Linked DNA regions of Mus musculus: region 2 is linked to region 1. The links are chromatin contacts, found by POLR2A ChIA-PET in ENCODE. All regions are on one chromosome and are shown on one strand. Each heading gives the region's core, a stretch centred on a gene start or an enhancer-like site at or near the end of the contact. The rest is flanking DNA. Distances are from core to core; before and after follow the strand shown.

What was found. ChIA-PET counts read pairs that join two places held with the same protein, here RNA polymerase II (POLR2A).
Region 2: POLR2A ChIA-PET joins it to region 1 with 16 read pairs in Patski. The contact joins the enhancer-like site here to the promoter of Scrib in region 1. POLR2A ChIA-PET finds 5 or more read pairs at or near these places in 2 of 5 experiments (Patski and embryonic stem cell).

What each region holds. Positions count from the first base shown.
Region 1 is chr15:76,066,980-76,072,457 of GRCm38, reverse strand. It overlaps Scrib (scribbled planar cell polarity), which reads left to right and starts at 2,674. Exons shown (of 36, transcript NM_001310543.1): 1 at 2,674-3,229; 2 at 4,680-4,797; 3 at 4,903-4,981; 4 at 5,079-5,168; 5 at 5,257-5,313; 6 at 5,401-5,464. The coding sequence starts at 3,071. Puf60 (poly-U binding splicing factor 60) reads left to right here. Exons shown (of 12, transcript NM_028364.2): 6 at 1-51; 7 at 133-225; 8 at 505-718; 9 at 802-992; 10 at 1,141-1,276; 11 at 1,474-1,709; 12 at 1,831-2,276. The coding sequence ends at 2,130.
Region 2 is chr15:76,153,275-76,158,752 of GRCm38, reverse strand. No RefSeq gene overlaps it. Among named protein-coding and RNA genes, the nearest start is that of Gm35087, 23 kb to the right of the region's middle. Within about 2 kb of position 2,677, at least 1 of the 3 ENCODE cell types and tissues checked has a DNase peak (open chromatin) inside an H3K27ac peak, as active enhancers do.

The DNA of each region.
Region 1 (5,478 bases), core at 1,425-3,924:
CCCATCAAGAGCATTGATATGTCCTGGGACTCCGTTACCATGAAGCATAAGGTAAGCAGATGAGAGCTACCCTGGGGCTCTAGCTTGCCCTCTGTCTGCTTTCCTTGCCTTCTAACACCTTCCTGTATTCAGGGCTTTGCCTTCGTGGAGTACGAGGTCCCAGAAGCTGCGCAGCTCGCTTTGGAGCAGATGAACTCTGTGATGCTTGGGGGCAGGAACATCAAGGTAAGGACAAGAAAGTTTGGTCTTAGCCGGGCAGTGGTGGCACACGCCTTTAATCTCAGCACTTGGGAGGCAGAGGCAGGCGGATTTCTGAGTTTGAGGCCAGCCTGGTCTACAAGTGAGTTCCAGGACAGCCAGGGCTAGACAGAGAAACCCTGTCTTGAAAAACCAAAAAAAGAAAAAAAGTTTGGTCTTGGACCTAGAATAATTGTTCCGTGAAGTTACATACATACAAGCAGTCACCACAGGCCTAGGCTGATGTTTCTTCTTGACCTTCTTCAGGTGGGAAGACCCAGCAACATTGGACAAGCCCAACCCATCATAGATCAGCTGGCTGAGGAAGCTAGGGCTTTCAACCGAATATATGTGGCCTCTGTACATCAAGACCTGTCTGATGATGACATCAAGAGTGTATTTGAAGCCTTTGGCAAGATCAAGTCTTGTACGCTGGCCCGGGACCCCACAACTGGCAAGCACAAGGGCTATGGTTTTATCGGTGAGTTTGGGAAGGGCCAAGGAGAAGAGGGAGCCCGCCTCTTACTGGGGCTGGCTTTTCTCACTGCTCATCCTGCCCTGCAGAATATGAGAAGGCCCAGTCGTCCCAGGATGCTGTGTCCTCCATGAACCTCTTTGATCTGGGTGGCCAGTACTTGAGGGTGGGCAAGGCCGTCACACCCCCCATGCCCCTGCTAACACCTGCCACGCCTGGAGGTCTCCCGCCTGCTGCTGCTGTGGCCGCAGCTGCAGCCACGGCCAAGATTACAGCTCAGGTGAGAGCTGGTGCAGTGATGAGTGTGGACAGTGGGTGGACAGACCCACTCAGCCTTTGGGAACTGGCTCTTAGATGGTTTGGGTGGGAACAAAGAACTGACTGTGAGAACAGACTAGAAACTGACTCTGCTTGTCTTTTGGTTGCAGGAAGCAGTGGCTGGAGCAGCAGTGCTGGGTACTTTAGCCACACCAGGACTAGTGTCCCCAGCACTGACACTGGCCCAGCCCTTAGGGGCCCTACCCCAGGCTGTCATGGCTGCCCAGGCCCCTGGAGTCATCACAGGTGAGTCTGAGTTGATCAGGTTCTCTTCCATTCCTTTCCCCTCTCCTCTAGGGTCTGTCTTCAGCTTCCCAACCCATACTTACTTCGGTGTAATCCCTTGAATCCAGGACAGGCTGGCTATCGCCAACCATCTCTTTACTCTTTCCCAAACAGGAGAGTGTATGTGTGGCTATTAAACTCGGTTGGTTTTGCTGCAGGTGTGACACCAGCCCGCCCTCCTATTCCGGTCACCATCCCCTCTGTGGGAGTAGTGAACCCCATTCTCGCCAGCCCGCCAACGTTGGGTCTGTTGGAGCCCAAGAAGGAGAAGGAAGAGGAGGAGCTGTTTCCTGAGTCAGAACGGCCAGAGATGTTGAGTGAGCAGGAGCACATGAGCATCTCGGGCAGCAGTGCTCGCCACATGGTCATGCAAAAGCTACTCAGAAAACAGGAGGTAAGTAGGTGGGCTCGTGCCAGGCCCGCTCTCGGCGGTATGAATGTGAAGTAGTGGGTGATAGGTCGCAGCATTCAGGTGTCTTTCCCACAGTCACAGCAGTCAATTGTCTTTCCTACAGTCTACAGTGATGGTTCTCCGAAACATGGTGGACCCCAAGGACATCGATGACGACCTGGAGGGAGAGGTGACAGAGGAGTGTGGCAAATTTGGTGCTGTGAACCGGGTCATTATCTATCAAGAAAAACAGGGCGAAGAGGAAGATGCAGAAATCATCGTCAAGATTTTTGTGGAATTCTCCATGGCCTCAGAGACTCACAAGGCCATCCAGGCCCTCAATGGGCGCTGGTTTGGTGGTCGCAAGGTGGTGGCTGAAGTGTATGACCAGGAGCGTTTTGATAACAGCGACCTCTCCGCGTGACTTTGGCCTCATTTCCTGGACTTGCACTTGCCCCTTCCTTCCTTTGGGTTTTGTAAAGTGTTAACCGTGGTGTGTCCCTGGGACCAGGCACTCTGCCCAACCCACCCTGTAGTGTACATAAAGATGCAGATACCACTGGCCCTGAAGTCCCTGTGTCTGAAATTGGTCCTGTGACCCAAGCTGGTTGTGTGTGGAATGTCTTATCAGGGTTCCAAGGCACCAGGGACAAGGAGGGCGTTCAGCCTGCTGTGCAGGGGTGAACAGGAGGGACCGGGGTGGACAGGCCTTGCTTTATCTTCCTTTGTGGGGAGTGCTGGCTTGCAGCCTTGCTCACGTGGATAGCTCTGAGAGCTGTCTGGCCCTGAGATCTGTAGGATCCAGGACCAAGAGAGCATTTTGTGGGCGGGCGGGCATCTGAGTTGTTACACCTGCTAGTATGGGTTACGCCAGAGCGAGGCCGGAAATCCCGACATGCCCCGCGCGAGACCGCTACGGGTCGTCGGAGACGCCACGCCGCGTGGCCCTTTGGGAGCTGTAGTTTTGAGCAGAGAGGGCGGGCCTAGGCTTCCCGGCGGGCTGCGCGGCTGGGCGGTTGTCGCGGGCAGCGGCGGCGGTTCCGGCTGCGGTGCTGCGGGCGGATGAGCTGCTAGGTGAGCAGGCCGGGCGGGATGCGGAGCCGCCGCCGCGCCCCCAGCGCCTAAGAAAGCGCTGCCGGGTCAGGCCGTGCTGCCAGCTGTGTGCCGCCGTCGGAGCCTACAGCTCGTATTGAACGCGGGCCGAGCCGAGCGCCGACCCCGGCCACAGTCCGGGACCCGGCTGCCCGCCCCACCCCCGCGCGCGCCGCTCCGCCCGCGCTCGGCGCTCATGCGGGCCGAGCCCCGCCCCCCGGCCCGAGCCCGCCGAGCGCCTCCCGAGCCCGCGCTCACTGCCCGCCCGCATCATGCTGAAGTGCATCCCGCTCTGGCGTTGTAACCGGCACGTGGAGTCGGTGGATAAGCGGCACTGCTCGCTGCAGGTTGTGCCAGAGGAGATTTACCGCTACAGTCGTAGCCTCGAGGAGCTGCTCCTCGACGCCAACCAGCTGCGCGAGCTACCTAAGGTGAGCGGCCGCCGCACCTGCTGCCCCGCGCTCAGTTCTCGGGGTGGTGTATGACTTCTGGGGCAGCCGGCTGGAGCGAGATCTCAGCAGGCGCTGCCCGAGCTGGGCACCGCAACCTCCAGCCGGCCCTGCAGGTTCCTACTGGTCAGAGCCCCGCCCCAGCCAGCCCCACCCTCCTCCAGCCGCCGGTGTTGGCACCTGGTGGCAACCTGTCTGGGGACTAAGTAGATACTGAACCTAAAAGGGGAGCCAACAGAGAAGCCCATGAGAGCACAGGAGGAGGATGGGTCCAGGGTGCGAGACCGACCCGGGTTAGCAACTGTTAAAGCTAGTTGGGCTACTTTAAGGGTAGGAAGTTGGTTTTCTTGCACTGTGTTCTGCCTTCGTTTTGGGAGGAGAGGTTTGCAGTGCTGAGTGGGACTCTCCTAAGATACTTGCAGTGTCAGATCTATTCTGTCATCGCTCAGCGGAGAGCCCACCTTTCACTGTCTGTGTTCCTTCCTGTCGGGTTTGTTTGGGGTTTTTTTTGTTGTTGTTGTTCTGAGGCCACACTAGAAGGAAGGCCAAAGGAGGCAGGTTATGTAGGACTTACTTTTCTGAGATAGGGGACTCAGTGGTCTGATATTCTTGCCGGCTGGTGGCGTTGCGGGTGTTCTTCATAGACCTTTATGGTATCCGTGTGTGAATCTTGGACATTTTGCACTTGTGTTTCTCTCTGGTGCCTGTTGTTGTTATTGCTTTTTTTTTTTTGTTCTGTTTCTTGAGACAGGGTTTCCCCTTCGTAACCCTGGTTATCCTGGAATTCATTCTGGCTGTCCTAGAACTCAGAGATCCACCTGCCTCTGTGGGTACTAAAGATGTGCACCACCCACAACCCACCCCAGTGCTCTCTGGTGTTTTTATTGTTGTTCTCTCTTTGTTAAGCTCTTGCTGTTCATTGTTGGGGTTCCTGAAGAGCTCCAAACTCCTTTAGAAGAGGTAGTTTGGATAGTAGGTAGGATACTGAGAGTGACTGACCCATAGGGCAGAGGGCAGGGGCTATCCATTTGGGAGCTGCTGATGTCTTGCCTGGGGCATGTTATCTGGGTGACATCTGGGTAATAGTGAGAGGTGGGCTTTCCACCGAGAAATGAGAGCGTAGGTCTGACAGTATCTTAGGAGAGTCCCCCTCAGCAGTTGCAGAGTATCATTGCAGAACAGCAGTGGTACATGTGACAAATGACACAAGGGAGACCAGGCATCAGGTGGGCAGGGGTGTGTTTTGCAGGCTTCTTTGTCTGGTTTTTCAGCACACTGGGTATCATGGCTAGAGCCGCAGAACCTTGTGTGACCTGGGATACAAAGAGGTCCAGGACCCTGTGGCCATGATCCTCCTGGTTTGGAAACTCTCCCATACCCATAGGGCTTTGGCTATAGAGCCTGTTCCCCTGATCACATCTTCTGCCCACAGCCCTTCTTCCGACTGTTGAACTTGAGAAAGTTGGGCCTCAGTGACAACGAGATCCAGCGGCTGCCTCCTGAAGTGGCCAACTTCATGCAGCTGGTGGAGCTAGATGTGTCCCGGAACGGTAGGGGGGGAGGGCGGGTGGCACTCCGTGAACATAGGGGGGAGCATAGGGGCTCCTGGGAGCTCCTGAGGCGTGCCATCCTCACGGCACCCTCTCCAAACACAGATATTCCTGAGATACCTGAGAGCATAAAGTTCTGTAAGGCTCTGGAGATTGCAGACTTCAGTGGGAACCCCCTGTCTAGGTAAGTGTTAGCCCACAGTGCGGGTTGGCTCTTGGCCACGGCAGGGTCTAGAGCTCTTCCATGCGTATCTGAGGCCTGTGTTGCTTTGTTTCTCCAGACTTCCGGATGGCTTCACACAGCTACGCAGCCTGGCTCACCTGGCCCTGAATGACGTGTCCCTGCAGGCACTGCCTGGAGATGTGGGCAAGTGAGTGCCCCTTGATGAGTGGATCTGGGTATAGGCAGTGCTTGTCTTGGTTCTGCCTTCCTCAGCCCTGGTCCTTGGTCTCTTTCAGCCTGGCCAATCTGGTGACCCTGGAACTCCGGGAGAACCTGCTTAAATCTCTCCCTGCGTAAGTTTGGGGCCTCCACCCAGCAGAGGTAGAGCTACCCTGGGGCGTGGCCTGAGTGGCCACATGCAGATGTTGTCTTCTGTACAGGTCCCTGTCTTTCCTGGTGAAGCTGGAACAGCTGGATCTGGGAGGCAACGACCTGGAAGTGCTGGTGCAGTGAGGGCT
Region 2 (5,478 bases), core at 1,428-3,927, 86 kb before region 1:
CTTTGATCAGAACACAGGATCAGAGCTGAACACTTGAATGCTTGTATGATTTTTTTTTTTTTAAGGGGCACAAAGAGTTTCTAGCTGATTCTGGACTTTGTTGAATGCCTGTGTAAGAAATAGGAAAGTAACCTTTAAAAGAATGAAAGGACAGAGGGCTGTCAAGCCAGGAAGCAGCTAACTGAGCTCAAACAAAGGGGTATTATAAAGCCTTGGTAGGGGAGACAAGCTCCGGGGGAGGGTGGCGTCCCTGACCTGCCAACACTTGTAATTGTTACATCAGACAGATGGGAACTGCCCAGCCCTGCCAGGGTGGGGTACCTTTCTCCTTTCTCTGTTTCCAAGGGTGTTTTATCTGCTGTTTATTTTCCTGGTTCTGTAAAAGCCTCGGGTGACACATTAATATTTCAAACGCGATTGCCAAAAACCCAAAACAAAACAACTAGCCCCAACCTGGGCACATGTGGTGCCTGAAGTTCTGGGGAGCCCCTGGCTGTCTCCCTCATGATCTGACTCCAGGGCTTCTGTATTCTCTGGGCGGTTAGGGAAGGTGATATCCAGTGTTACAGAAAGATGTACTGTGCCCTGGCAAGTGCCCATGGATCAGGTCTGCTGGTGTGCCACCGAGCCCTCTGTCCCCCTCTGAGGCTAACTATGTCCCATGTCCACTGTGGATAGGAGGCAGCTTCCCATGTTTGCTGAGCACCAGCCCAGCCCAACCCTTGGAGGACTGAGCACAGGTGCCACTCCAACCCCGCTTGGCAGGCGAGTTCATGAGGGCTCGCCCTCCTCAGGCTCAGCATGGACAGCATGACCTTGATCTCTCGGTGCCTTGTGGGACCCTGGCTGGCCATCCCACAGCAATGGAAGCTTATCCACAGTCAGCTGCATTTGTAGGCTCCAGGCAGATGGCGTAAAGAACAGCACACCTCGCCGGGCGTGGTAGTGCACGCCTTTAATCCCAGCACTCGGGAGGCAGAGGCAGGCGGATTTCTGAGTTCGAGGCCAGCCTGTCTACAGAGTGAGTTCCAGGACAGCCAGGGTTACACAGAGAAACCCTGTCTCAAAAAAATGAACAGCACACCTCGATAGGAATGGGAGGTATCCGGCTATCCACTCCAGAAGGTTCTGAGGTAGAAGAACCTCTTATCTCCAGCCCCACTCTGTCTCCCTGTCTGACACAGCAGGGTGTCCTGAGGGTCCCCAACTCCTGGGATAAAAGGGACCCAACGTGACTGAGAGAACACCAAATTTAAGATGCGTCTTATTTAAGATAGAGCCTCATTGGAGTGTGAGCCAATTGCTAGATGTTTTGTTTTAAGACAGGGTCTACCTCGCTGTATAGCTCTGGTGTCCTGGAACTCACTATGTAGACTAGGCTGACTTCAAACTCATAGAGATCTGCCTGCCTCTGCATCTGGAGTGTTGGGATGAAAGGTGTGTACGACGTTCAGCCAGTGGCTCGTCTCCGTGGACATCTCCTCAAAGGACAGGGTTTCTTGTTCTTATTCACTCAGAATAAAAGCTTTATCATGTGGAAAAGCACCTGCAAGATGGGACTTGAACATTCCTCAGCCCAGCCTCTTAAATCTATGCATTACAAAGTCAATTGCTCATCTGCAGGAGCTCTTGGAAGTCAACCATCATCTGTAAACTGACATACGGGGCATGGGGGTGGGTGAATCTTTTATCTGTATTTTTTTTTCCTTCTTTCTCTCTGAGAAGGTCTTAGTACACACAAGCTAGCCTTGACCTCATCGTGTAGCCCAAGCTGGCCTTGAACTTGACCCTCCTACTTCAACTCTCTACATGCTGGGGTTACAGGCATTTGTCACTTATATAACCCTGTATAACCCTTCCCTAATGGGGCCTCTAGGTACCCAAATGCTGGGACAGGGACATTTCTGTCTATGAGAACGTAACAGATTGGGAACACCAAGCACACAGTGGACGATTCCCACGCCCCCATCAGAGCCCTGCTTGCTGAATTCACCAGCCTTGATTCTCACACATTCCAGAGCCTGTTAGGAGGAAAGTCTGAATCCTCCAAATGACAAGAGTCAGCAAGATATCCAGGAGGGTGGTGCAGTATCAAGAGAGGGCATTTGCTGTAGGACTGGATGGGGCCACCGTTTAAAGGACTATTAGCCACAGAAGGTCAGAGAAGAATAGATGGGAGTCATTAAGGACCTTAGGCTCGTCTTCCCTTCCCTGGGTTCCTCTTTCAGGTTTGGTCAAAAGATGTTGGGCCCTGGGGCCCTGGGCGACACTGGATGGCCAGGCTGCTGGCTGGGCCCCTGTCTTCACCCTCACATCTCACCAGTTGAGGCCCTGCCTGGCCCTCCTTGAGGACAGGGGTTGCAAGAGACAGATCGGGATATATGCTAAAAGCACTTCAAATTTCTCCCCTGGCCTGACCTTTCTTCTGTCTTGGAGGCCAGCTCAGAGCTGCTCCAGCAAGGACCCCTGGGCTGAGGAGCCGCAGAGCTGCAGAGTCTCAGAGTCGCGGAGTCGCAGAGCCACCTCTGAGATGCACTGTTGTGTCACTGACTTCTCCCTTAGTTGTTTCATGACTTCATGTGTGTATTTTAACAAAGCAGCCAGGCGCTGTTATGAGACGCGTCCAGCAGAGGGTAGCAAAGGCTCTTGTTCCAACAAACTCAAGGGCTCCTGGCTCATGCGTGTTGCCAACAGAAGAAAGAGGGTATTGTGTTGGATCTGAGAGGAGCCACCTCAGCTCTTGCAGGACCAAAGGCCTGGGCAGCCTGACATCATCTCAAACAACCCGTGCCCTTGACACTTGAACACACAGCTGACCAGGGTCTCTGGAGAGACGTCGCTGTCTGGGGACAGCAAACAGCCAGTGAGTGCATCCTGGAACAGACTCTCCTCACACACAAGATTCCATATCGCCAAACACCGTGACCCCAGGCAGAAAAGCTTTAGGAAACTCATTGAATAGGAGTTCTTCTAACTGATAACTTCTCTCTCTTTTTTAAGACAGGGTCTCACTATGGAGAGGAGATGGGCCTCGAACTCACCTACCTCTGCCTCTTGAGTGCTGAGATTAAAGGCTTGTGCCACCATGCCCCTCCCCACCACTACAGACACTCTCTCTTAAAATATTTTTAGATGGATTTGCGTTTCGTGTGTGTGAGTATTTTGCCTGCATGTATGTCTTGTGTATCATGTGTGTTCTGGTATTTGTGGAAGCCAGAGGAGTCCCCTAGAATTGGAGTTACAGATGGGGTGAGCCTCCATATGGATGCCAAGAATCAAGCCTAGGTCTTCTGGAACAGTAAGCCAGTGCTCTTAATCCTGGAGTATTTATTAAAAATAGATCCCGGTTACTGCATATAATATATAAAGGAAAAGAATGTGCATTTTGTTTTATTCAAGTCTCTTTGGGCATGAGGAGGAAGATTGTATGACCAACTGGTCAAAGGAGATGAACAATAGCCCTGGAAACATAGTGGGTGCCTTATAGCCTCAGCCAGTGAACCTACAGGCCTGATTTGCATGTGACCACAAGATTGAGCAGGAAGTAGGAAAACATTGGGAAGAGAAGTCAGCCTACAGTGTAGATGACACTCAAAGCAGGTTTGGTGCCATGATGTTCCAAGATCCTCTCCCACATGACCCCTTAGGGTTGCAACCCGGCCTCTAAAGGATCTGACATTTCCCTATGCCAGCAGGCTCTAACCCTGCTAATGCTGCGACCCTTTAGTGCACTTCCTAATGTTTTGGTGACCCCCCACCCATAAGGTTATCTCACTGCTACTTTATAATGGTGATTTTGCTACTGTTATGACTCCTGATGCCAACACTTGCATCTGCTGATGGTCTTAGGCAACGTCTGTGGAAGGGTTGTTCACCACCGAAGAGGTCACGGCCCCCCATGGGTTGATAGCCTGTGCCTTCTGACATCATCTTCGGAGAATATCTCAAATGAGAGAATGTGTCTAAATCCAAAAGAAAAAAAAAGGAAAGAAAGAAAGAGAGAGAGAGAGAAGGAAAGGAAAGGAAAGGAAAGGAAAGGAAAGGAAAGGAAAGGAAAGGAAAGGAAAGGAAAGGAAAGGAAAGGAAAGGAAAGGAAAGGAAAGGAAAAAAGAGAAGCTTGAACATGAATTGTAAAACTCTAAGGGCGATGCCTCAGAGCTCCCAGCCCCAGCCCCTGACCTGCTCAGCCAAGCACTCCTTTGTTGCCCTCTGGCTATGCAAAGCTATCGCAACAGTGTATCCATTGTTTTTGGAAGGAAACTCGAGGCTTTTTTCCACATGGTCTTAAAAATATTTTATTGATCTGTGGAACTATACAAATAAAATGTCTGTATGGAAATTCTACTAAGATGTGTACTGGGTGGTGCATACATCCCCTAACATTTCAGTGCAAGAGAGCTTGAAGGTCCTCAGTGGCTGGTGCCTGCTTTCAGAGGGTTAATAACTCTGAAGACACCCAAACAAACAAACACACTAACAAACTAACAAACAAACCTGTTAGATGGGGAGAGTGCTTTTCACTTGGCAGAGATAGAGTGGTATTTAGCGACATCGGTACCACATGACGTAAGCAGAACCATCATCCACGCATGCCTCATTCATCCTACTTGGGGTTATACCTCACACGACCAAGACCCTTGTGGTAGTTTGAATAGATATGACCCCCATAGACTTATGTGTTTGAATTCATGGCCCATAGGGAGTGGCACTATTAGGAGATATAGCCTTCTTGGAGGGAGTGTGTCACAGTGGGGGTGGGCTTTGAGGTCTCCTATGCTCAAGCTCTGCCCAGTGTGGAATACAGTCTCCTTCTCTGCCTTTGGATCGAGATATAGAATTCTGGCTCCTCCAGCACCATGTCTGCCTGCACACTGCCATGCTTCCCACCATGATGATAATGGACTAAACCTCTGAAACTAAGCCAGCCCCAATTCAATGTTTTCCTTTATAAGAGTTGCCTTGGTCATGGTGTCTCTTCACAGCAATAAAGCCCTAATTGAGACAACCCTTTCCCTGGCATGAGGTGTAGGGTGGTCACTGGGACTGTGCACTGATGCCCCTGTGTCTCCAGTCACACAACAGAGGGAAGCACTGCCTTGTCCTCTTCTGGTCCACTAGGCTGTGTCACCAGTAATAGCCAGTGAGGTAATGGTATTTAGTGCCAGAGAGTGCTAAGCACTCTTACCCCACCATCAGTCAGGAAGAACCACACTGCTCTAGATGGTTGGCTAGGTCCTGGAGTAAAGATGACAGAACTGAGCCTCAGCCAACCCCTGCAGGCGACACGAGTGAGAAGAGGCTGTAACTCTTCAGTCTCTGGGATGCTGGGGATGCTGTCAACTTGACACAATCTAGAAAGTCCTAGGGGACCTTAGTGAGGGGATTGTCTCTATCTAGGTTAGCCTTTGAGCATGCTTGTGAAAGATTGTCTAGATTTGTAATTGGTGTTGGAAGACCCAGCCCACTGTGAGCAGCACT